Linked DNA regions of Mus musculus: regions 2, 3, 4 and 5 are each linked to region 1. A link is a loop called in an ENCODE intact Hi-C map of the cell type or tissue named here. Cell type or tissue: left cerebral cortex. All regions are shown on one strand.

Region 1 (5,000 bases):
TAAGAGTTGTAATGTTTGTTTTTTTAATGTATAAAATCCCCTGCTTGAGAGTTGCAAAATACACTCAGATTCAAACTGCCTCTGTGTTTGTTTCTGTTTGTCACCACCAAATCCTTACCCATCTAGCTTCGAGGACCCTCATTCCAGGGATCCCCATACCTGACTGGGGTGGTCCATGGCAGAGGAGATGTCATTGGAGGACCAGAGTTAGGATGCTCAGGAAGGCTTCAATGCTGGGGCCAGTTTGCTTTATCTCTCTCCACCTCTCTGCTTCCCAAGTGCTGGGATTAAAGGCGTGGGCCACCACCACTTGGTTACCTTTTCTTTTCTTTTCTTCTCTTTTCTTTTCTTTTTTTTTAAAAGATTTATTTATTTATTATATGTAAGTACACTGTAGCTGTCTTCAGACACTACAGAAGAGGGCATCAGATCTTGTTACAGATGGTTGTGAGCCACCATATGGTTGCTGGGATTTGAACTCCAGACCTTCAGAAGAGCAGTCGGGTGCTCTTACCCACCAGCCCCGCATTTTCATTTTGTACTTTAAAACCACAAGCAAAAGCCGGGCGTGGTGGCGCCTTTAATCACAGCATTCAGGAGGCAGAGGCAGGTGGATTTCTGAGTTCGAGGCCAGCCTGGTCTACAGAGTGAGTTCCAGGACAGCCAGGGCTACACAGAGGAACCCTGTCTCGAAAAACAAAAACAAACAAACAAACAAAAAAAGGCAATGAGAAATCAGAAAACTTTCTTCATAGCCAATGTGCTGTTGCTCTTGCTTTTAGACTGGGTCTCACTCTATAGCCCTGATTGGCTTTGAGTTTAGAGATTTGCCTGCCTCTGCCTCCTGAGTTCTGGGATTAAATGCTTGAAGGTCCACAACCAGTTAAGGATGTATTTAAGGGCTGGAGAGATGGCTTAGTGATTAAGAGCACTGATTGCTCTTCTGAAGGTACTGAGTTCAAATCCCAGCAACCTCATGGTGGCTGACAACCAGCCATAATGAGACCTGACACCCTCTTCTGTTGCATCTGACAATAGCTACAGTGTAGTTAGATATAATAATAAATAAATCTTTAGATCAGAGCAAGCAGGGTTGCCTGGAGTGAGCAGAGGTCCTGAATTCAAATTCCCGGCTCACAACCATCAGTACAGGTACAGTGTACTCATATACATAAAATAGATAAAAATAAATAAATCTTAAAAACAATGTATTTAAATTTTACTTTATTTTTATTAATATATGTTTGCGGGTACCCATAGAGAAGAGAACATCAGAAGAGGGCTGGGATTACAGGAAATTGTGAGCATACTGATACAGTTGCTGGGAACCAAATTTAGGTTCAATCCCTATTAAAGATATTTTAAAATAGGCTTAAGCAGAGAACTGACAGGCAAAGCTCCCCAGTAAGAATTTACTGCAAGCACTCAGGGGCTACGAAGAAGAGAGTATGTTCTCTGCCAGAGTAACATACTCTTAACTTTCTCCAGCCCCCATTTTCAATTTTACAAGTTGTGGTATGAGCTGAATGTGATAAATATTTTTCATTTCAGTATTCCAGATGCAGAGGGAGATGGCTCTCTGCTCTCTGCTGAGATCAAGGCCAGTTTGGGTGAGACATTATCTTAAAAAAGAAAAAGCTGCCGGGAGGGGGTGGGGCACACATTTGATCCCAGCACTTGGGAGGCAGAGACAGGCGGATTTCTGAGTTCAAGGCCAGCCTGGTCTACAGAGTGAGTTCCAGGACAGCCAGGGCTACACAGAGAAACCCTGTCTCGAACCTGCGCCCCCCTCCCCCCCGCCAAAAAAAAAAAAAAAAAAAAAAAAAAAAGGAAGGAAGAAAAAAAGAAAAAGCTGTGGTGCAGGGCTGATGCGACAGCTCCCTGGGCAAAGGTGCTTGCTACCAGGCCTGAGGACCTGAGTCCAATCCCCAGGATCCACCGAGAAGCTGATGTGGACAAGGATTTGGAGGACACAGCTTGTGACAGTGCTTGTCACAGCTGTATCCTGCAGCTCACAAGGTAGTGTGGCTGTGCCCTGACAGTGGTGCACTTTTAAAGGACTTGTTCTTTTTGTATGGTATACATAGGTTTACATGTTCACTTGTGCATGTAGAGGGCAGAAGTGGATGCCCGTCTAGTTGTCTTTATTACTTCTTCAGTCTGTCTCACTAATCCCAGAGCTAGCTTGTTCTGCTAGGTTGGCTAACCAATGAGACCCAAGGGATCCTCTGTGTCTCCTTCCCCAGCCTGGGGTTACAGTTGTACACTACCATGCTCTGCTCTTTACCTGGGTGTAGATAATCAGCCTGAGTTCATCCTTGGGATCTCACATAAAGACAAAAATAGAAATGTCTCTGACCTTCATACAGCGTGTGGCTACACACACACACACACACACGCGCGCGCGCGGAGAAAGAGACAGACAGACAAGACAGAGAGACAGACAGACATACAGACAGACACTGAGAAAGGCTGAAAGAAAAAATAGTTTACTAACGTCTGTCTGCAGGGGCTGGGGAGGCGCCTCAGAAGTAACTCCAGTTCTGGAAGATTCAACACTCTCTTCTGACTTTCAGTGGACCCTGGCACATATGTGATGCACAGACACAACCTGTTGCAGACATACACGCAGTCAAAACACTAAACACATTAAAAAAAGGAATTAAAAATCCATCTGAAAACCCTCAGGCAAACCGTATTAACCATGTCTACCACTTGGCGGCGCTGTTAGAACAGGTGTGTCATTTAGAGCGTATTCCAGATCAGAAGCACCTCAGGTCTCCTACAAATGGGTTCATTTAGAACTTTTTCCTCAAGTTCAGACTTTGGTGAGGTAGGTCTCTAAAACCTAGGAAGGAAGAAAAAAAGCCAGACACCAACTCTGATAGCAGCAATAAATCCCTATAGATGGACACCAGATATGAAGAGCTCCGGACCTGGGAGTTTGAGAGCTTTGTTCTGTTCATCCTTGCCTGGAATTTGCCTGTTTTGTGTGTGTGGTACGGGGGTCTGACCCACGGCCTCCTATGCTAAGGACTCTTTTTCTTTTTTTTTTTTTTCGAGACAGGGTTTCTCTGTGTAGCCCTAGCTGTCCTGGAACTCACTTTGTAGACCAGGCTGGCCTCGAACTCAGAAATCCTCCTGCCTCTGCCTCCCAAGTGCTAGGATTAAGGCCTGCGCTACGGCTGCCCGGCGCTAAGCACTCTTAACACAGGGGCAATCTATTAAACCCTCAGTTGCCTAGTGACATGGTCTTATTTGTAATCTAGCGATATCAAAGTGGAGGCAGAATCTTCGAGTTTAAAGCCAGTGTGGGTAAAATAGCAAAACTGTATCTCAAAAATACAAAAATGAGGAACGGTGAGATGGCTCAGCAGCCTGACAGCGTGAGTAGGAGCCCTGGACCAGTGTTGACAACCGCATGTGCCAGTCTTTCAATGCAGTGTGGATCAAGGTACGGAGACTGACTTCGAATCATGGCGCACGCGCACTCCCAGGAACGCACACGAACTGGAGTCGTCAGAAGGGCCCACCCCTGCTCCATTGCGTCACGTGATAACGGTCGCTCGGAAAAAACCGCCTTTGGAAAAAACAAACGAAATGGATGGGCTCCCGTCAGGTGATTCGGGTCTACCAATAGTGAAAACGAGTCAAGAAACAACAAGAAAGGCCTGTCACGTGATGGAAGCGAAGCCAACCACGGTCACGTGGCCGACCAAACCCGTGAGAGAACTGGCCCGACGTTGACGTCACGCCAACAGACCCAGTCGCTAAGTCAACGTCACGTGATGTGCCCTCCCCCGCCCCTTTCGTCTCACCCGCCTACTGGGGGTTGGGCCTAGGTGGATCGCCCACGTGATGCGGGGGCGGGCCGCTGCCAGTCACGTGGCCCTGCACCTCCCCGGCGCGCGCCCGCCCGCCCGCTCGCTCGCCCCCGGTCCCCGGCTCCTCCTCCTCCTTTTCTCGCCATTGCAGTTGGGACTGAAGCAGCCCCGGCGAAAACCGCGTGGCTTTTTTTTTTTTTTTTGAGGGGGGTTGTGAAGACTCCGGAAGGCTCGTGGCAGGAGGGCGGCGGCGCCTGAAGGCGAAGGACGGGAACACCGGCAAGGTAAGTGGCAATGTGGCGTCTCCCGCCTCCGCCCCTCCCCCCTCCCGTTCTCCCACTTGTCAGCGATGGCTGGGCCAAGAGGACGCTAGTGACAGGTCTGTTGCCATCCCGCCGACCCTCCCCTTCGCTCGGCTCTTCCATCTCTCAGCGTCTCGCTCCTTCCTCCTCCGGCCTCGCTCCCGCGCTTGGCCGTTACTCTTCCCCCATTGTGCCGAGGAAACAAAATGGCGGAGGCAGTGCCCCCGTGCGCGCGCATCCATTCTCCCCCCTTCGTGGCCCCCTCGGCCCAGGCCTGGGCGCTGCCCCCGGGGGGTGCGCACGCACTGTGGTACTCTCCCCTCTCCACGGGCCGCTTACTTTCCCCCAGCCCGAGCTTTTGTCTGTTGCTTTGGCCTCGCGCACGCGCGCACGTGTTGGAGCACACACCCCCTCATATCTAGAGCATCCCAGCCGGCGCAGAAGGGAAAATCTCCTTCCTTTACCCGCTTTACCTCTTTGTTCAGGTACATCCCTGGCTTCTAGGAGGATGCCAGGTTCATCCCAGTTCCTATGGCGGGAAACATGTCTTCTTTGTCCTGAACACGGTCCTGAACAGGGTCCCTGGAAAAGGAGACATGTAGGACTTCTTTCGTGGTTCTCCCTCAGGTTTCTGTGGGTGGGATACTCTGCTGGTTGATTATAGAGTTCTACCACTATTCTACGAGTGGTAGCTAGTGCAGTCACTCAGCCTGCGAAATGAAGTGTGAGGAACAGCAGCAAAGGAGAAAGGCCACTGCAGGTACCACTGCTCTTGTCCAGTAGAGCTGAGAGGTCTTTGACCCTTAGCTGACATGTTGTGGTAGCTCCTGGTTGCTGAGGTATGTGAATGGGATCTGCAGGCCCTAGTTTTGTT
Region 2 (5,000 bases), 180 kb after region 1:
GGAATCTGAAATCTGGCGAGGTGGTAGGAAGAGGTAGGAAGGTACCCAACAGCTTCGAACAGGAGGAACTCCCAGATCCTTACACCAAAAACCACTTAGGGTTTTTTGTTTTGTTTTTGTTTTTTAAATTTCTTTTCTTTTCTTCCATGGGCAAAGAAAATGACTCAGGAAGACTCAGTGGCAACCCTAGACTCAGGGCCTCGGAAGAGGCCCACCTCTGCATCATCCTCTCCGGAGCCCCCTGAGTTCAGCACTTTCCGGGCCTGCCAGTGAGGCTGACGAATGAGGACCACTTTATCCAGTTCCTTCCCTCCCACTGCCAGAGGCTGCACATCTGTCCAGAGACTTGGCAGTGGAGGTAGGGTGGGGGTGGGAATCAAGCCATAGCTTTCTTAGGGAAGCACTGGCCAAAGGAAGGGGACTCCTAGAGTTGTAACCTTCCTCACAGAAGACAAGAAAATGAGTTGGGGTATCAGCCTCAGGCTAGACAGAGAGCCAGAACCTCTTCACAGATTCCCAGATCACCGGAGAAGTCACTATTGAATCCGGACACCCAGTCAGGCACAAGAGGTCTACATTCTCTAACTCCTTTCCAGTGCTTCCCCAACGGTCACTTACTTCCAGACTGCGTGTTTTATTTTTAGGAGAGATGTGTATATTTTTTGTTGCTGTTGTTGTTTCTAGATAGGGTCTCACTGTGTAGCCCTGGCTTTTCTGGAACTCACTGTGTAGAGCAAGCCAGCCTCAAACTCATAGATCCACCTGCCTCTGCCTCCAGATCGCTAGAATTAAAGTTACTGCCATAACACCTAACTTTGGGATGTTTTCTGTTTGTTTTGAGATAGGGTTTTTCAGTGTAGTCCTGGCTGTCCTAGAACTCACTCTGTAGACCAGGCTGGCCTGGAACTCAAGGACTGCCAGCCTCTGCCTCCTGAGCATCGGGATTAAAGGTGTGTGCCACCACTGCCCAGCAGAGTGCGTTTTTACTCTTCACTTTGTGGGTCCTGGCTGCCTGAGATTGTGTGCTTGCACCATTAGATGGGAGGGATGACTTGGGAAAGGGTTGAGTCTTTTGTGAGTCTTGCGGAGGCCCAGGAGGGGGTACGTAAATTAGAGTTCTAAGAGGCCCAGCAAAAGTGAACAAGTGACTGGCCACTGTGAGTTCACTGGGGGACCTGAGAGTTAACTAGTGAAAAGGAGAGGTCCTAGTGGAGAAGCTAAAGAATTAAAGTTACTGCCTTGAAGTTCTTTGTGAAGGCCAAGCTCTGGAGCGCGGCTTGAAAAGCCTTTATCCCAGAGCAGCATGGGAAGGGGCCCCAGCTGGGTGCGAGCCTGCAAACCAGAGCACACCTATCACAGGGCCTTTTCTTACCAGTGGGACGGGATCAAGGCGGAGCTTACCTGGGAACGTACAGGGCGGAACCTTAACTTGGGGGCGTGGCCGAATCACCTGGGTTTGGAAACGGTTCTTGTCTTTCCTCAAGCTCAGGAGAGGTTGTTTGCAGGACACTGGCCCGGAGGGGCCCGAACTCTCCGAGGGAGGGTTTCGTGGATCAGAACACCGTCCCTTGACAAAAAGATGCAGAGCACCGTCTGCATTCTGCTAGTAACCGTCCCTCCTGGGGGCGGAGCCAGCCCTCCTCCGGGTGTATAAAGTAGCTGAGCGCCTCCTTCTGACAAACGCCTCACCCCCAAGAGTACTGGGGGAGTACGCAGCACGCCAGCCTAGGGGCGGAGCTCAGCCCTGGAGGAGGCGTTTCTTCTTAGTTCTCCGACTCACGCCTCTCCACTTTTCTTGAGCTATGCTCACAGTGGCACAAAGCATGGTGGTTCGCTCGCTGCCGGCCTGTGGGTGGGTCTGGCCCCAGAGGCGTGTCCGAGCGGCCAAGCATTGCCTCCTGAAACGCCCTGTGGTACAAAGGGCTGTGGATCACCGTGGATCACCGGTCGCCGGCCCGGAGCGGGGGGTGGGGCCGCCTGATCATTCCGGGGGCGTGCCGGGAAGGCTAAGCACCGCCTCCCGACGCATGCCCTGCCCATCTCTCCAGAGCTGTGCGCGGTGGCACAAAGCGCCTCGGTTCGCACAACGCTGCCTCGGGGCGGGGCTTAGCATCCCTGGGGGCGTGTCATACTGCGGGGCACCGCCTCCCAACGTAGGCGCCTTCACCCGGCCTGCCCGGGAGGCTCAGCCACCTCACAAAGCAGCGACCGTTCCCGCGGGGTGGGGCCGGCCCCACCCCCGTCGTGCTTGCGCTCGCCCGGCTCCCTCAGGCGCCAGGAGGGGGCGCTGCGCCACCGAGCCGGCCCGTGGCGGCGGCGGCGGCGGCGAGGCGTCGCGTGGCCGGCAGGCGGCGCGCTGCCAGCCTCGGCCTCGGCCTCGGCCTGCGCGGCGGCGGCAGCGGCGGCGGCGGCGGCGGCGGCGGCCTGGGCCCGGGTGCGGCGGTGGCGGTGGCCGTGGTGGCAGCGGGGCCTGGAGCCGGACCTAAGATGGCAGCGGCGGCAGCGACGGCGGTGGGGCCGGGTGCGGGGAGCGCTGGGGTGGCGGGCCCGGGCGGCGCGGGGCCCTGCGCTACAGTGTCTGTGTTCCCGGGCGCCCGCCTCCTCACTATCGGCGACGCGAACGGCGAGATCCAGCGGCACGCGGAGCAGCAGGCGCTGCGCCTTGAGGTGCGCGCCGGACCAGACGCGGCGGGCATCGCCCTCTACAGCCGTGAGTGCTGGGGACACCCTGGGGACGGCGGCGCACGAGGCCGGCGGCGCGGGCGCCCGGGGAGGGGGCAGGCGGCGGAGGGTTGGGGGGGGGGGGGGACTCGGGCCGAGCTTGTACACGCGGCTCCTGCTGCCCGCGGGCGAGATAGCAGAGAGGGTGTGCGTGGGGACCTTGGAGCCCGAAGAGGGGCGCGGGAAATAAGAGTCGCGGGCCTGAGATTTGCAGCGGGTGGGGTAGGGGGGCGCGTGGCAGGAAGTGGGGCCCCGAGGATTCTGGGGGGATTGTAGAGGGGACTGGAGAGAGGGAGTGATTGGGAGGGCTCTTGAGCGGGTGTGGTTTGTGGATCTCATCTCAGGGGACATCCTCCTCACACACGGACATTTGAAAAGTGGTTTTCAGTGTGTAACACCGGGAAGACTGGGTGCCGCCCTTGTGGAGGACTTGGGATTCGGGATCCCCCACCCACACACCCACCAGGGTGGGTAAACTTTGGGACTTAGGACAGAGCCCTTCCTGATAGAGATTCCCAAGCCCATCCCCCATGGAAACGTGGAAGAGGGGAAGGCCGGCTGGCTGATGGCCGGCTTTAGAAGTCAAGAGGTAACAAGCCACCTCCCTCGCCACGCGCCTCCTGTCTTTTTTAAGAACGTGAGAAGCTGGTGACATTATCAGAAGCTGCTTCAAAAACTGACATTTCAGTGGGGAAAACAAGGGGGGGGATCACTAGTGTGTTTTCGAAGTGCACCCCCCCCCCCAGCTTTGTAGTTCCACCTTTCATTCTTCCTTGCTCTTGCTACTCTTTCTTCTGACGGATTCCTCAGATGGATTTGCTCTTGTGTTTCACTGGTCTTTGTCTCCCAGGATTTCGTTCACTGATGCTCTTAAGGGGCCACCAAGGAAGATGGGATCGATTTTAACCTGTGGGAATTTTTTTCTACTCCTTGGTAATGGGGTGTTGTTGGAAAGGGAAATGTGTGTAGCAGTCTGTTCAGACTGATTCTCCTCTCTTTGCCTTGACTTTGAAACACACAGGAGAAAGAAGTGTCTGGTTCCCAAGTGTGGGGCACCTTTGGGGGCTTGGGCAGAGCTGGGGTCTCCTTGATCACACGAGAGAAAGGGGAATTTCACAGACTAAAGAACGAAGCTCTTTAGGACTACAGACCCCTAAGCAAGCCAGTGGTGTTTGGCTAGCCAGGGTACCAGGGCTTACCTGGAAAGTGTTCTGGGGACCTGGGTGTGATGGACAAGCCTGTGGTCCCAATACTTTATAGGCTGAAGCAGGAGGATTCAAAGTTTGAGTACAGTGTGGGTGACATGGGCAAATCCTGTCTGAATCACCAAGACAAAGTTCAGGTAACTTGGGTTGTTTAAATGAACTTGATAAAAACACCGTTTTTATAGAGCTTATTTACAGAATTGTTATTTCCCACATAGTCTCTAACGCCCAGCTTCATCTATTAGAAGCTAATGTTATTACAGAGGAGACTTTACAGTTTGTGTTCTTGTTGTGACAGGGCATTTCTGCATAGTCCTGGCTGTTCTGGAGCTAGTTATTTAGACCAGGCTGGCCTCAGAGAGAGAGCTCTTCCTTCCTTTGCCTCTCAAATGCTGGGATAAAAGGTATATGCCACCATGCCTGGCTATAGGAGGATCTCGGTTTAAGAGCTGCTTGGCTACAAAGTGAGATCTTGTCCTCAGAAAAGAGAGCACAAGTGAGGTGGACAAAAGACAGATGTTCAAGCCAGACTTTATTACTTGAGAGTCTCTGACGCTTTCCTTCCCCAAATAATGACAATGTTGAGAGTTATACAGAATTACATATACATACATGCCTCTACAAATGGACTACGTATAAATGAAAGGATGTTGGAGAGAAACCCATGTTTCTCAAATCCTCAGTCCCAGATACATTTTTGGGGGCCAGAAAGGATATTCACCTCTAGGCCAGTGGTTCTCAACCTTCTTGATGCTGTGACCCTTTAACATAGTTCCTTATGTTGTAGTGACCCCCAGACATAAAGTTAAGTTGCTACTTAATAACTGTAATTTTGCTACTGTTATGAATTGTAAAATATCTGCTATGCAGGATTTCTGACATGTGACCCTCAAAGGGGTCTCTACCCATAGGTTGAGAACCAGTGCTCTAGGCTAAAGTGACATTGGGGTGAAGATTCCCCCCCCCATTTTAATTACATTTATTTATTTATTTGTGTGTGTGTGTAAGTGTGTGTAAGGGGTGTCTCGTCCTGTGCCACAGCAAGCATGTGGATAGTGGAGGACAGTCTACAGG
Region 3 (5,000 bases), 120 kb before region 1:
CCCTCCCACAGCCTGCACGGTCCAACTAGACCCATCTACCTGGTTGCGATATTTATCTTCTTGTAAAATAACTTTTTAATGTTTTTATTTCAATTTGTATTTTACTTTGTGCGTGTGGGTGTTTTGCCTGTATATGTATGTCTGTGCAACGTGGGCTGTGCAGTGTCCCCTAAAGTTACAGGTGGTTGTTAGCTACCATGCAAATGGGGGAATTGAACCCTGGACCACTGCAGGAGCAGCAAGTACTCTTAACTGCTGAGCCATCACTCCAGCCTTATAACTTCTTTTTGAGACAGGCCTCATTACATAGCCCTGGCTGGCCTTGAACACACAGAAACCTTCCTGCCTCTGCCTCTGCCTCCTTCGTGTGCTGTGGTTAAAGGCTGGGATATCACTCTGGGCTTTGTGTACATTAATTTGTGTGTGTGCTTGTGTTGAGGTCGGGGACGGCTGGCAGAAACTGATTCTCTTCCCCTATGTGGAGCCTGCAAAGTGCAGCTCGAGTGCTCCAGAGACACACTCTCCTCTCTGTGTGTTCATGTTTTCATGAGGAGAGGTATGGCATTCATCTGAGGGTGTTGGAGTGTTGGAATGCCCAGAGCTGCCTCTTTGTATTTCTCGTAACATCTTTATATATTTTTAATGGTAAGAGATACTTATTTGCTGCATATGGCATTTATGAGAGAAAGTTATTTTCTTGAACTATCAAGATGGCTCAGTGGGTAAAGGAGCGTCTGGCCAATTCTGGCCACCTAAGTTCCACCTCTGGTACTCACATAGTAGTAGAAAGCTTCCTCCTTCAGGTTGTTGTCCGATAACCTCCACATACACACATAAATTAACTTTGAAACATAAAGTTAAGCCAGGCGTGGTGGCGCACGCCTTTAATCCCAGCACTTGGGAGGCAGAGGCCAGCCTGGTCTACCCAGTGAGTTCCAGGACAGCCAGGCTACACAGAGAAACCCTGTCTCGGAAAACCAGGAAAGGTGGTTTAGAACACGTGTTGCTTTTGCAGAGGACCTGGAGTCCACTGCCACGATGCCTCACAGCCATCCATAGCTCCAGTTCAAGGGGACCCCATGCTGTCTTCTGACCTCTGTGGGCACCATGCAGGTAGGTGGTGCGCAGACATACAGGCAAGCAAAGTACTCGTGTACATAAAAGGAAATAAATCTAAAAATAAGAATATTGAGGGGACACATCTGTAATCCCAGCCACCAGGGCACTGAAGCAGGAGGATTACCTCCAGTTCACAGTAAGCCTGCTCGACCTAGCAAGACCTTATATCAGAAAACAAATGAATAAATATCAAAGAAAAGGATAGTTTCAAAAGAAATTTACCACGGGAGTCTGAAGCAGAGGGTTGAATGTTTGAGAACAGCCCAGACTACACAGTGAGACTCTGTCTGGGGTCAGGGAGGCAAGGAAAGCCAGGCATGGTGTCGTATACCCTTAATTTTAGAAGAAGCAGAGACAGGTGGATCTCTGTGAATTTGAGACAAGCCAGGGCTCATAGCAAGTTCCAGGCCAGCCTGGACTGCATGGTAAAACCTTACTTTGTTCTATTAACTTAATAATTTAAACAAAACAACAACAAAAATGCAGGACAGCTGAAATTGGGACACACTTGTAATGCCAGCACCCAGGAAGCTGGAGGAGAAGGATCAGAAAAGTGAAGGACGTCCTTGGCTACAAAGTGGTACAGCCTGCCTTACATAGTGAGACCCTCTTCCAAAATCAAAATGGCAAAAAACAACAACCAAAAAACCCATCTCAGGTCATTTTCCCACAGAATATGTCTGGAAGGTCTCTACAAATCCCAACAGTGCTTTTTAAATTTGGTATTTAAATAGGGAACTGAGTACTTTTTAAATTTAATATCAGAATCTCTAAGTTCCCTACTGTTAAACCACCAAGCCAACACACCAGGAAAGATATGAGATCTGAGGGAGGGTCTCTGGGAGCCAGCCGGACTGTATCCCCACCCCTCACCCCTGCTAGCTTTTCGCGAACTTCTGGGGAAAAAATTCATTTTATGCAAGTTGGCCCGCAATCCCAACCTGAGCGCATCCCCTTCACCACCTGCTTTCACTCTGCTTGCAGTTCCCAGAATTACCTCAAGGGACGCGCTGTTCCTTAACCAGCGGCTAAAAGCAGAACCCAGGCAATTCTCAGAGCTACTGCAAGGTGGCGCCCACACCCAGAGACTTCAAGGGAATCTTAGACTAAGAGCAGCGAATACCAGGCAAGCCCCTCCTGCATGGGGGTCCCAAGGGTAAAGCCGTACTAAGACCCTGGGGCAAGGGAAATCTGTTAGTTTCTTCATCTACCAAATGGAGGTTGAGGGCTGGGACTGGGTTTTGTCGCCACACAGCATAAGCCACGTGTGGCAGAGCACACCTTTGCTCACAGGAAACAAAATTCACAAGTATAAAGTCGTTTTTTTGGCTTCGTAGTATATTTAAAGTCAGTCTGGGTACAAGAAGCGTTGTCTCAGTGTGGGGGCTGCGGGGTGTGTGCTCATGCTGAACCTGGAGTGCACAGGAGCAGCCTCGACGTGCAGAACCATCTGAGTCCAGGAACCTGTCCACGGCACAGAGCAACCTTGTCATTGGTGTCAAGGACCTCGCATGAATATGAACCAGATGAACATGGCCGAAGTTGACATACAAGTTTAATGAACAGTTTAAACCTATGCTGTCTGTGGGGGGTATGGGGGGAAGCGGGTAGGAGCAGGGAGCAGGCATGAGGGGGCACTATTTGCAGGATGGGCGAGTCAGGTGATGCTGTTCTGAATCTGGTTGGGGAAGGCTGATGAACAGTCTAAAAGAGCTTCTCACCGTAGGGAATCGGTAGATGTTTGTCATAATTAGTGAGAAAGCAAAGCAAAGCAAACAGGGGTGGGGGTGAGATGGTAGGGCAAAGGATATTCGGGGGATAAAGGTGTTTGCTGGCAAGAATGACAGCCTGAGTTGGATCCTTAGGATCCCTGTGCTGGAAGGAAAAAACCGACTGAGGAAAGCTGTCCTTTGACCTCCGCCTGCACTCCTGCTGTGCCCAATGGGTACCCGTACATATACACAGGCACAAAATACATAAGTAGATAAAGGCTTTTAAGACACAGTCTCAAGCTGGGCATGGTGGCGCATGCCTTTAATCCCAGCACTCGGGAGGCAGAGGCAGGCGGATTTCTGAGTTCGAGGCCAGCCTGGTCTACAGAGTGAGTTCCAGGACAGCCAGGGCTACACAGAGAAACCCTGTCTCGAAAAACAAAAACAAAAACAAAAAACAAAAAGACACAGTCTCACTATGTAGCCCAGGCTGGCCTGAAATGATGTTGCTGTAAAGTAAAGGCATATCCAGGACCACCCCCACCCCCACCCCACCCTGCGCAGCCCAAATTAGCACTCAGAAGTTCCAGGCCAGCCTGGTTTACCTAGTGAGTTCCAGGCCATCTGAGGCTGCATAGTGAGTGTCTCTCTCAAAATAAACAATGAATAAATAAACAATTTTAAACATTTTAAAAGATTTATTTAGCTTGTTTGTATGAGAGTTTTGCCTGCATTCAATCTTTGTACCATGTGCATGCCTGGTGCCCTCAGAGGTCAGATGAGGGCATCAGATAACCTTGGAACTGAAGTTGCCAGAATCACCACTTGGGTGCTGGGAATGGAACACAGGTCCCCTGCAAGGGTAACAAGTGTTCTTAACTGCTGAGCCATCTCTCCAACCCCAATAAATAAACACTTTTAAAGAGGATAGTTACAACTTTCTGGGGGAAAATTAAAAAAAAAAATCAATAGATGAATGAATAGATTCTGAAAGATCCCAGTAAGGACAACTCCTTGAATTGTTTTTATTGTGGTTGTAATTTGTATGAAGAACCTGTCCACACTCTGGAAGTTTGGCAGCTGATATCTGACAGTCTCCAGAGCCAAATTTCCAGACCTAGGCTTACCTTTGTCCACAGCTCTGTTTCCTCTGTAGCCAGCCACTACTCCTGCCAGCCCTTAGCACACTCTTATCTAGACATCACCTGGTTCTGAGCATTCTTGGAGCCCCGCTCTCCTTTATCCCTTCATCTTTTAGCCATTCCCCTTGAACTTTGGTAGTCACAGGGTACCTGTGGAGGTCTGAATCCAGGAGAGTCCCTCCTTTGTTTAGAATTCTCTATGGCTCCCACTTCACTCAGAGCCAAACCTAAGGACTTCCTCAGAACCAACAAGACTTCCCCACAACCTGCCCTTTCATCTCCTGCTCCTCAATTTCTGCTGCAGCCATATGGAATGGCTCTCCTTCAGGGCTTCCCAGCTTAGGTTCCACTACCTGGATACCTTCTCATCACTTTCTTCTTTCCCTTATTGTCCATCTCAGATCCCGAGTGCATTTTTGTCTGTTCTTGTTATGGGGTGATCAATCACTTTCCCTTCTTTCTTGTATGTCCCCCTCCGTCGCTGGCTATTTCCTACAGATGATGCGCTTATTTGGCGAGTCAGTCTGTTCTTGCAAAGGGTTGGGAAGCGTCAGTCTGTAGCAGTAGGCACCAGGCTCCGGTTGGCGGTTGCTACTCCAGGACTGCCGGTGGAGCAGCTGGTGTCCACCCCGTCCTGCTGGGGAGACAAGTGTTCTGATGGGCTAGAGCTGCGATCCAAGGTTGGTGGCAGGCAGCGTCGCAGGCCACCACCGGAAGGCCCGGCAGCACTGGGGGATCGCTGCAAGCTGTTGGAGGAGTCTTGGTTGCAGGGTCCGCGGCCACAGCAGAGCAGCCGCAGGAGCGCGTGGCGCAGATCTCGGTTGGTGAAGGTGTAGATGATGGGATTCAGCAGCGAGTTAGCCATGGCTAGACCCAGGAAGGGATCGGCCTGCAGGAGCACGGGACACGCGCGGGCTGGGCACGCGACATCCAGTAATAGCAAGAGAAACAGCGGTCCCCAGCAGGCCACGAAGGCCAGGAGCACCACGCTAAGGGTACGAAGCAGGGCCAGCGACCGCGGCGTGTG
Region 4 (5,000 bases), 100 kb after region 1:
AGAACAATTGTGGAAGATATTTGTGTGACCTCTGACCTCCACACACGTGTACGCATGAGGGTACTCACCCAACACAGAAAGTACACAGTGAAATGTGTTCTAGTAGGAGTGTTAGGAGTGACCCCAGGTGTGACTCCCCTTGGGAACTTGCTGGTGTCCACTGGGTTTCTACAGGCTGTGTGTAGGCTCTGAACTCTAAATGGGGCTCTCACCACCTTGCCTGTTGATTTCCCCCTCAGTGTTGAACTTGACCCTCATCGACCTCCCAGGCATCACTAAGGTGCCGGTGGGGGACCAGCCGCCAGACATCGAGTACCAGATCAAGGACATGATCCTGCAGTTCATCAGCCGCGAGAGCAGCCTCATTCTTGCCGTCACACCTGCCAACATGGACTTGGCCAACTCAGACGCCCTCAAGCTGGCCAAGGAGGTGGACCCCCAAGGTAACCGCCCGCACTGGGCAGCAGCCAGTAGTGCTGGGTCCCCTCCCTGAGGTGCTTTCTGTCACAGTTGTGTTAGAAGCCTCCTGAGATTCAGCATTCCCTGTAACCACATCACTATAACCAACACTGTGACAGAGCCACCGTCTTTTTTTTTTTCTTTTTTTTCCTTTTTTTTTTAATTAGGTATTTTCCTCATTTACATTTCCAATGCTATCCCAAAAGTCCCCCATACCCTCCCCCCCACTACCCTCCCCACCCACTCCCACGTTTTGGCCCTGGCGTTCCCCTGCACTGAGGCATATAAAGTTTGCGTGTCCAATGGGCCTCTCTTTCCAATGATGGCCGACTAGGCCATCTTCTGATACATATGCAGCTAGAGTCAAGAGCTCCGGGGTACTGGTTAGTTCATATTGTTGTTCCACCTGTAGGGTTGCAGTTCCCTTTAGCTCCTTGGGTACTTTCTCTAGCTCCTCCCTTGGGAGCCCTGTGATCCATCCATTAGCTGACTGTGAGCATCCACTTCTGTGTTTGCTAGGCCCTGGAGAGTCACTGTCTTTTAAAGAGCATACAGGGTTAGTTAGGCTCCTGGTTTCAGAGTGTCCTCTTGTGATTGGTGGTTTGTTGCTGCTGGGCCTGTGAGCAGATAACACTTTCCTGTGCACGTGGGGAGCAACATGGAATAAGAAAAGGTCAAGGGAGGCAGAGGCAGGTGGATTTCTGAATTTGAGGCCAGCCTGGTCTACAAAGTGAGTTCCAGGACAGCCAGGGCTACACAGAGAAACCCTGTCTCGAAAAAACAAAACAAAACAAAACAAAAAAAAGAAGAAAAAGACAAGGGATCCCTTTAAGTGTGATGCTTCAAGTGACCCCAGCGACCTACAAGCTTCAAGGAGACCTCACTTCACCACCTCTCAGTGGCTCTCCTCTACAGACAGCTTAGCACACGGGCCTTTGAGAGACATTTAAGACCCACATTTTAGTCTGCAGATTTAACCCCAGTGAGGGGTTGTCCGTTCAGAGGTGCCCAGCTTGAATGATTATCTGGGTTTGATCAGAGGTGCCCAGAATGAATGATTATCTGGGTTTGATCTGAGAATCTGTTAAGAGTACTTTCTGCTGGACATGGTAGCACACGCCTTTAATCCCAGAACTTGATAGGCAGTGGCAGGTGGATCCCCTTGAGTTCAAGTCTAGCCAGGGCTTCACAGTGAAACCCTGTCTAGAAAGGGCTTGGTGGATGGCACTTAACTGTTCTTTTTATTTTTTTGGTTTTTCGAGACAGGGTTTCTCTGTATAGCCCTGGCTGTCCTGGAGCTCACTTTGTAGACCAGGCTGGCCTCGAACTCAGAAATCCGCCTGCCTCTGCCTCCCGAGTGCTGGGATTAAAGGCATGTGCCACCACGCCCGGCTGGCACTTAACTGTTCTTGCAGAGAACATGGGTTCGGTCCCCGCACCCATACGATGCCCACAACAATCTGTGGTTTCAATTCCTGGGATCTGATGCCCTCTTCTGGCCTCTGCAGGTACAACATGGTACACAAATATACATGCACACCAAACACTCATACACACACACATAACTTAGTTGACCTAATGGCATATATAAATCAATAAGACCCAGTCTTTAGCAGAGCCCTCCCAGGACACAGTTATAATTCCAGGCACATCTGTCTGCATTGTGCAGTTGTATCTGGTGAGATGAGAACGTCTGGGCCTGGAGTAGCTCTGTTGGTGTGTGCCTGTCAAGCAGGCAGGATCCCAGCACTCTGTGACGCTGGTGTGGTGCCGCACACTAGAGGTGAAGGCAGGGGGATCAAGATTTCATCATCTGCTACACTGAGAGGCCAGCCTGGGCTACAGGAGAACCTCTCTCAAAAAACAAGAAGAAATAAAACCTGGAAAAGTAGAGAAGGGCGCACACACCCTGGGAGAGTCCGGGTGGGGTTTTGAGCAGAGGAGGCCTGTGAGGCCGCAGAATGAGCTGCAGGTAGGGCTGTGTGCCCTCGTCAGGAGCTTCTTAGCCCATCCAGCCGTGCTGTCCGCTGTCCACACACAGTGGGCGTGGCCATGGCAAACATTAGCAGGGCAGTGCAGGCGGTCACCATTTGTGAGCACATTTTTCTTTTCTTTTTTTCTTTTTTCTTTTCTTTTTTTTTTTTTTTTTTTTTTTTTTTTTTTTTTTTTTTTTTTTGCCTTTGAAAATACTCATGGTTTTTACAGAAAAGTTACCATGGAAAAATCAGGAGCCTGCAAAGCTCCCTTTTTCCATGTAGATAGCGCTGGCCACAGTTCCTTTCAAAGTTTTTCTTACACGTAAACTTATTTTTTAAGAGGACAGTCTCTCCTTATTTCTGTCTGTGCCTCTGTGGTCATTGCTTTTGTTGATTGCAACTTTTCTTTGTTTATTTTTCAATCATGGTTTCAGAATGTAGCCCTGGCTTACCTGTACTTCACTGTGTAGACCAAGGCAGTCTCAGTATCAGATTCTACCTGCCTCCCCCTCCCAAATATTAAGATTACAGCAAGCCACCATGCCTTGCCCTACTTTATATTATAGTGATAGTGTGTTACTCTGTGGGCAGGCCCCATTGTACAGTTACCCTCTCCTCACCCTCACTGTCTCTCTTCTCAGCAGCTGGCTTCCTGGGCAACCATGGCTCAGGCCCCTCTCCACTCATTTCTCTCCATAGTGTGGCCTCTTCCCTATCAACTATGAATTCTTATAGGTGTACCCACTTCACAATAGTGCCAGCTAAGGTAGTCACCTGTGATGGCCAAGTTGATCCCAGTCTTCTGTGGGCCTCCATTAGCCTCTGTGTGTCTTGCACACATGGAACATACAGGCAACACATTCACAGGTGTGTCCAAGCCGGTGCCTGGGTTCCTTATGTATCAGGTGGTTCTTGTTAGTTAGGCAGGATCTTCTGTGGTCCAGATTGGCTTCAAACTCTGTTTAGTGGGAGATGACCTTAAACTTGTGATCCTCCTGAGTCTACCTCCCGAGGGCTGAGGTCACGGGTGCACACCTTGCAGGCTCAGTGTAACCAGATGTTTAGGAAAGAGCCCAGGCTCCTTGGCAAGTGCTCCGCACCTCACCTGGCACAGGGTCGACCTAGGGTTTCTGAATGCTAAGGCAAGTCCATGGAGTACATGGGCTTCTACCCTGGCTTGGAAGCTCAGCTTATAAACTGCTCGGGTGAACCGTGGTCAGGACCCCAAACTAGGGATCCGGGAGCAAGGGAGGCTGAGAAGCACAGTGGATTTATTTGGTGGTGTGGCTTTGCTGTGGGATGTGCTAACTCTGGTTGACTTGGGGAGAACTTTGATGGGCTGGTCCTTGGAGTAGTAATTGGGCCAGGTTGCTCAGGTTCAAATGTGATGTTGAGAATGGGCAGGGGGGATTCTAGTTTCCGTGATGTTCATTGGTTCTGCTGGGGTCTTGTTATGCGCTTACCAGTGTTCTGTCACTAGAGCAGTAACTGTCATTTTATACTCTGCCAACAGTTGTCCAGGCAAAAGATACCATGGCTTGTCCCTGTCTCTTGGACTGTAGAGGGCCCCAAGGGCCCTTGATCATGATCCCTTCTGACCTCTGGACTCTTTCAGGCCTACGGACCATCGGTGTCATCACCAAGCTAGACTTGATGGATGAAGGCACAGACGCCAGGGATGTCCTGGAAAACAAGCTACTGCCCTTGAGAAGAGGTATGTACACAGGGCTGGGGTGGGCCACAGATCAGGGGTGTATCTTTTGTGGTTCTCCTCTGGACACAGTGTTTCTACATTACAGCTGTTTTCTGGAACACTAAGAAGCAGGTATGCAGCCACACTCGTGCTCGGTACTTGCTGTAATCCCAGCACTCTGGAGGTGGGGTTGGGGTCAGGAATTCCAGGTCATCTTGGGCTACATAGAAAGTTCTCTGTCAGCCTGGGCTACATGAGACCTTGTTTCAAACAAACAAATACAGAATGTTTCATCAGAAATAGATTGAGTTACTGGAAATGAGTCTCAGTGGTTGTATTACTCAGGGTTCTCTAGAGTCACAGAACTTATAGATAGTCTCTATAGAGTAAAGGAATTTATTGATGACTTACAGTCTGCAGTCCAATTCCCAACAATCGTTCAGTAGTAGCTGTGAATGGAAGTCCAAGGACCTAGCAGTTGTTCAGCCCCACATGGCAAGCAGGCGAAAGAGCAAGAGTGAGACTCCCTTCTTCCAATATCCTTATATGGTCTCCAGCAGAAGGTGTAGCCAAGTTTAAAGGTGTGTTCCACCACACCTTTAATCCCAGATGACCTTGAACTCCCAGTCTTCTGGAATCCATAGCCACTATGCCTCAAGATCTCCATACCAAGATTCAGATCAGAAACTTCTATCTCCCAGCCTCCAAATTAGGGTCACTGGTGAGCCTTCCAATTCTGGATTGTAGTTCATTCCAGATATAGTCAAGTTGACAACCAGGAATAGCCACTACAGTGGTATAGCCCTTGCTCAGCACATGCAAGGAACCAGGCTCATTCCCCAGCTTCCCAAACAAAGCATAACAAAGAGACA
Region 5 (5,000 bases), 75 kb before region 1:
AAGAGAAAGTTTCTTTCCTCTTTTGTTGACAAGTAACCCAGTAAGGCTGGAGACAGTGGCCTTGGGTCACATTGGGATCATCATGTGCCCCTGCAGAATGTCCATGAGGTTCTGAGCCCCTCTCTGCCGAGCCAACTCCAGGGGAGTGAGACCGGAAGCGTCCCTGTGGTGGAGATCAGATTCAGGAGCTAGGAAGCTGACCACGGAGCTATGGCCCTCTCTTATCGCCAGATGGATGGGGAGCGACCCAGTGCTGTCCAGGGCATTGACATCAGCACCATGCTCCACCAGAACCTTCAGGGTGTCCAGGAACCCGGTGCGAGCCGCATCATGCACAGGACTAGTACCGGAGGCATCTTGGACATTGGGGCTGGCACCTTGCTTCAGGAGCTCCAAAGCAACTGCTGGACTTCCAAACATCATGACCTATGGGGGTGGGGAGGAGAAAGTCAGGAGGTTCCCATTGGAGAAGGGTCAGGTAGAATAAAGAGGTCTACCACAAATCCAGAGCACAGAGAAGGGATCCTTAGGGAATGGGGACGCCCCCAGGAAAGTCAGGACCCAAGGGATCAGACTGGGACCCCAGAGAACAGGTTCTTTGAAAATAAGGACACCCCCACACACACACCTTCTAAGCCCCACCCCCATCCTTGTCGGAGACAGGATGTCTTTCTGGATGTCCTGGAATTCTCTCTGTAGACCAGGTTGGTCTCAAATTCTCAGAGATCCACCTGCATCTGCCTCCCAAGTGCTGGGATTAAAGATTAAGTGCTGGATTAATTTGTGTCACTACTGTGTAGCCCAAAGTTCTCTTAAGAACAACAACACAACAACAAAAAGCCCTAACTATAAAAGTGACTCTCATGAAAACATTAAAAAGCCAGGCATAGTGACGCTTTCATAATCCCAGGACCTCAGAGGCTCAGGCAGGAGGACAGTCTCAAGTTCAAGGCCAGTCTGAGATGCAAAGTGAGACTTTGTCTCAGAAATAAAAAAAGAAAATGAAGAAGCAAGAGAAGTAAAGAGAATGGATGAGAAAGGGAACCGGGCCAGGCAGTGGTGGCGCACGCCTTTAATCCCAGCACTCGGGAGGCAGAGGCAGGCAGATTTCTGTGTTCAAGGCCAGCCTGGTCTACAGAGTGAGTTTCAGGACAGCCAGGGCTACACTGAAAAACCCTGTCTTGAAGAGAGAGAGAGAGAGAGAGAACCAGGAAGGCGTCTAAAGCCTCTTTGAGGCCAGAGCAGTCCCATATCATTAGGGCTGTAAAGCCCCTTCAACACTACAATCTGGGAACTACATAGAATTTTTGAGAAAGAGATGCTCTAGACAATTTGGATCCCCTTTGTCGAGAAATAACTTCCTTAGACATAGGCATGATCTTCAGAATGTATGAGTACCCATGAAAAGGTGGGACTCTCCTATAAATGCCACCCAAATTACGGGACCTTCAAGCAATAAGGAATCGTTTTTGTTACTAGGCACGCAGAAGATACAAAAGGGGAAAAAATCTACATCACCTGCCGAAATGAAGATGTCCCTGAAATAACCAGAGATCCTTCAAGAGGGCACCTCAAAAAAAAAAAAAAAAAAGGCTATCTCCCTTGGAGAAGACATGCATGCCATCTTCCAGAGATCGAATATCTTTAAGGAGCCTCAAGAAATATGAGCTGTCCTCAAGGACTGGCACGAAAAGAAGATGAACCCACAGAATAAAGGTCTGCAGGGAAACTGAATCTGTCAGGCTATTAGACAAGAGCTGAAAAGCCATCCCCTCCCCCATCGCATCCTCACCACCCACCCAACATCAGAGCAAGCAAGGACTAAACCTTAAGGGATCACCAACCCGGGTCAGGAGACTTGTAGGGATGGGGTGTGGGGGCCGGGTGCCAGCCAGGCCTCACCTGCAAGGCCGTCTTGCCAAAGCGGTTCAGGGCGTCAGGATGCACCAGCTCCCGGTGAAGAAGGCGGCGGACCTCTTGCACGTCGCCACGGGCCGCTGCGCCACTCAACCGGTCGCCGACGCAGACTTCTTCCAGAAGCATAGTGGATACCGGTGGACTGTGAAACCCACCCAGCCCCAAGCCCAGTTAAGGTCAGGGCTGGGGAACCAGCAAGAGCTGGATCAGAACTCTAGGGACTGCGGTGCCACCAGGGCCAACTCTATGATCATTTGCCGGCCTCAGAGCCTGCGCCCTCCGCCCGTACGACCCCAGCGCTCGCAGCTAGCTCCTCCCCCTGTCACCGAGAGAGGCAGCGGGGAACCCCGCCCAGCCCTTCGGCGCCCGCCCCTTGGGCCGGGTCTCCCCAGACTCACCCTCCCTCCTTTCCTTGCGCGGGCGGGGTCTGCTCTGAGCCGGCACTGTACTGGCCGCCAGAGTCAGCCGCTAGTGGGCGAGGCAAGCCCGCCCCAGGCCCCGCCCAGAGCGCCCTTGTTTTCTTACAAACTCGCAACAGAGTAGCGAGAGCCACTTTGCCCAGAGCCCGACCTCCATTAGTCCCGCCTGCTGGGAATAACAGCCAATCAGCACGCGTTGCTGGGGAGGTTTGTCTCTCCCGTAGCAGTGGCGTGGCTCCTGATTGGTCAGCGTGCAGCGACCAGTGGAGCTGCCCGCCACAGCAGGAATTTTGGTTTTTCAAAACCGGCGGGCGGGCGGGAAAGAGGAGGAGGTTTAACTGACCCCAGCGGAGAGGCTGGAGACAGGCTGGCGCGGGCCCATCTTGGATCTTTAGCGCCTCCGGGAGGAAGGGAGGCAGGACTGGAAACTCCTATAACTGGAACATTTTAGTCATTCACGGACCGCGGAAATGCTAATAAGCAAGCTCTTACTGTGAAACTCGGAGCTTAGTTCATTCATTCGACTGCTGGGTTAAAGGAACGGCTTCTGAGTGGTAAAGCGCGGTGCCTTCTAACATTTTTGTTTGGTTGGCTGGTTTTGGTTTTTTCGAGACAGGGTTTCTCTGTGTATCCCCGGCTGTCCTGGAACTCACTCTGTAGACCAGGCTGGCCTCGAACTCAAAAATCCGCCTGCCTCTGCCTCCCAAATGCTGGGATTAAAGGCCACCACCGCCCGACTTTTGTTTGTTTTTATGTTTCTGCGGCAGGGTCTCTCTGTGTAGCCTTGGCTGGCCTGAAACTTATTTGATCTGTTTGAACTCAAAATCCACCTGCCTCCTCTGCCATTCGTGCTGGGATTAAAGGAATGGGCTACCAAGATGGTCTCCTTTAATTTATTTACTTATTTATTTATTTATTTATTTATTTATTTATTTATTTATAGAACCTGAAAGATGGATCAATGCTTTTGTAGAAGATTTAGGATTCAATATCAGCAACCATGTGACAGTTTAGCCATCAGTAACTCCAGCTTCAGAGATCCAACACCCTCTTCTGACCTATACCAACATGGTGCACATATAGACAATCAAATAGCCACATATTGTAATAATTCTCTTTTAGATTTTTCTACGTTTTTCAAGATAGGGTCTTAGTATGTAATTCTGGCTGTCCTAGAACTCCCTATGTAGGCCAGACTGTTCTTCACCTGCCTGCCTTTGCCTCCCAAGTGCATAGTATTAAAGGCGTGCCCCACTACTGCCTGACTCCTTTTTATTTTTTATGTGCATTGCTGTTTTGCCTGCATGCATGTCTGTGTGAGGGTGCCGAATCTAGAACTGAGCTGCCATGTGGGTGCTGGGAATTAAACCCAGGTCCTTTGGAGGAGCAAGAAGCCAGTGCTCTTAACTGGTGAGCCATCTCATTTCTCCAGTCTGGCAATTGTCTTTTTTTTTTTTTTTTTAAAGATTTATTTATTTATTATATGCAAGTACACTGTAGCTGTCCTCAGACACTCCAGAAGAGGGCGTCAGATCTTGTTACAGATTGTGAGCCACCATGTGGTTGCCGGGATTTGAACTCCGGACCTTCGGAAGAGCAGTCAGGTGCTCTTACCCGCTGAACCATCTCACCAGCCCGGCAATTATCTTTTAAGGTTTTCTTTTTTTTCTTTTTTAAGGGTCTTATATAGCCCAGGCTGGACTCCAATTGCAATATGTAGCCAAGGATAACACCCGAGCCTCTGAATGCCACTCCCAAGTGCTACTATGGTACAGTCCATGTAGTGCTGTACATGGAGCCCAGGGCTTCATGGAGGTGACGAAATCACTCTACTAACTGATCTATAAGCTACTGCCCCTAACATTTTTTTTATTGAGACAAGGTCTTTTATAGCTTAGGCTGGCCTCAAATTTACTACATCTAGACTAATCTCAAATTCCTGATCATCCTGCCTCTATCTCCTGAGTGCTGGGATTACAGGTCTCTGCCACCACGTCTATAGACTAAAGCCTATGGGGTGGGGGTGGGGGGTGGGGGGGAATGTTGTGTCTCAGGCCTTCATTCCCAGAGGCAGACGAATCTTTGAGTTCAATGCAAGTCGGGTCCACAAAGTGAGTTCCAGCACAGTTCGGGCTACACAAAGAAACCCTGTCTCGAAAACAAATGAAAATAATCCCTCCCCCTCAAAATAGACTAAAGCTAGAAATGTTAATTACTGAGAAAAGAATCATGGTCTAGCTCAGGTTAAGCAGTCCTTGTTGAACAGAAACTCGGCCTGACCAGGTCTGCCATGTGGTTCTGGGAGGTAAGTTTTACCAAGAAGCTCCTGAAGTGGCCATCTGTCCCATCCCACAGACACAGCTCCTGAGGTGGCCATCTCTCTCAGCCCACAGACACAGCTCCTGAGGTGGCCATCTCTCTCAGCCCACAGACACAGCTCCTGAGGTGGCCATCTGTCCCATCCCACAGACACAGCTCCTGAGGTGGCCATCTCTCTCAGCCCACAGACACAGCTCCTGAGGTGGCCATCTCTCTCAGCCCACAGACACAGCTCCTGAGGTGGCCATCTGTCCCATCCCACAGACACAGCTCCTGAGGTGGCCATCTCTCTCAGCCCACAGACACAGCTCCTGAGGTGGCCATCTCTCTCAGCCCACAGACACA

The links. Hi-C counts contacts between places; a loop is a spot of excess contacts. Peaks named below come from ENCODE experiments on the same cell type or tissue, not always from the same donor. Only the 100,000 strongest peaks of a DNase experiment are listed, where the experiment ranks them.
Region 2: a loop joins it to region 1, with 12 times the contacts of the local background. A loop is called at or near these places in 3 of 42 quality-filtered maps.
Region 3: it touches region 1 in a loop (2.2-fold over the local background); 9 of 42 quality-filtered maps call a loop at or near these places.
Region 4: it touches region 1 in a loop (3-fold over the local background); 14 of 42 quality-filtered maps call a loop at or near these places.
Region 5: it touches region 1 in a loop (2.3-fold over the local background); 2 of 42 quality-filtered maps call a loop at or near these places.

What each region holds. Positions count from the first base shown.
Region 1 is chr9:21,363,992-21,368,991 of GRCm38, forward strand. Ilf3 (interleukin enhancer binding factor 3) reads left to right here and starts at 3,880. Exons shown (of 20, transcript NM_001042707.2): 1 at 3,880-4,108. It overlaps Gm36198 (a long non-coding RNA gene), which reads right to left. Exons shown (of 3, transcript XR_870570.3): 1 at 4,600-5,000; 2 at 2,498-3,580. In left cerebral cortex, a CTCF peak has its summit at 2,717; DNase peaks (open chromatin) are centred at 2,742, 3,685 and 4,532; H3K4me3 peaks cover 1,696 bases; H3K27ac peaks cover 1,710 bases.
Region 2 is chr9:21,544,521-21,549,520 of GRCm38, forward strand. It overlaps AB124611 (cDNA sequence AB124611), which reads left to right. Exons shown (of 7, transcript NM_001198794.1): 7 at 157-811. The coding sequence ends at 273. It overlaps Carm1 (coactivator-associated arginine methyltransferase 1), which reads left to right and starts at 2,374. Exons shown (of 16, transcript NM_021531.6): 1 at 2,374-2,710. The coding sequence starts at 2,488. In left cerebral cortex, a CTCF peak has its summit at 2,270 (motif pointing right); DNase peaks (open chromatin) are centred at 1,729, 2,082, 2,580, 2,998 and 1 more place; H3K4me3 peaks cover 2,396 bases; H3K27ac peaks cover 1,770 bases.
Region 3 is chr9:21,239,403-21,244,402 of GRCm38, forward strand. S1pr5 (sphingosine-1-phosphate receptor 5) reads right to left here. Exons shown (of 3, transcript NM_053190.2): 3 at 3,515-5,000. The coding sequence ends at 4,524. Among named protein-coding and RNA genes, the nearest start is that of Keap1, 2.6 kb to the left of the region's middle. In left cerebral cortex, a CTCF peak has its summit at 2,136; DNase peaks (open chromatin) are centred at 2,146 and 4,682; H3K4me3 peaks cover 925 bases; H3K27ac peaks cover 671 bases.
Region 4 is chr9:21,467,293-21,472,292 of GRCm38, forward strand. Dnm2 (dynamin 2) reads left to right here. Exons shown (of 21, transcript NM_001253893.1): 4 at 240-443; 5 at 4,051-4,149. Among named protein-coding and RNA genes, the nearest start is that of Gm46104, 4.1 kb to the left of the region's middle. In left cerebral cortex, a CTCF peak has its summit at 1,969 (motif pointing left); a DNase peak (open chromatin) is centred at 1,945.
Region 5 is chr9:21,288,907-21,293,906 of GRCm38, forward strand. Cdkn2d (cyclin dependent kinase inhibitor 2D) reads right to left here and starts at 2,303. Exons shown (of 2, transcript NM_009878.3): 1 at 1,903-2,303; 2 at 1-426. The coding sequence starts at 2,043. The coding sequence ends at 67. In left cerebral cortex, a CTCF peak has its summit at 2,408; DNase peaks (open chromatin) are centred at 1,811 and 2,453; H3K4me3 peaks cover 2,177 bases; H3K27ac peaks cover 1,084 bases.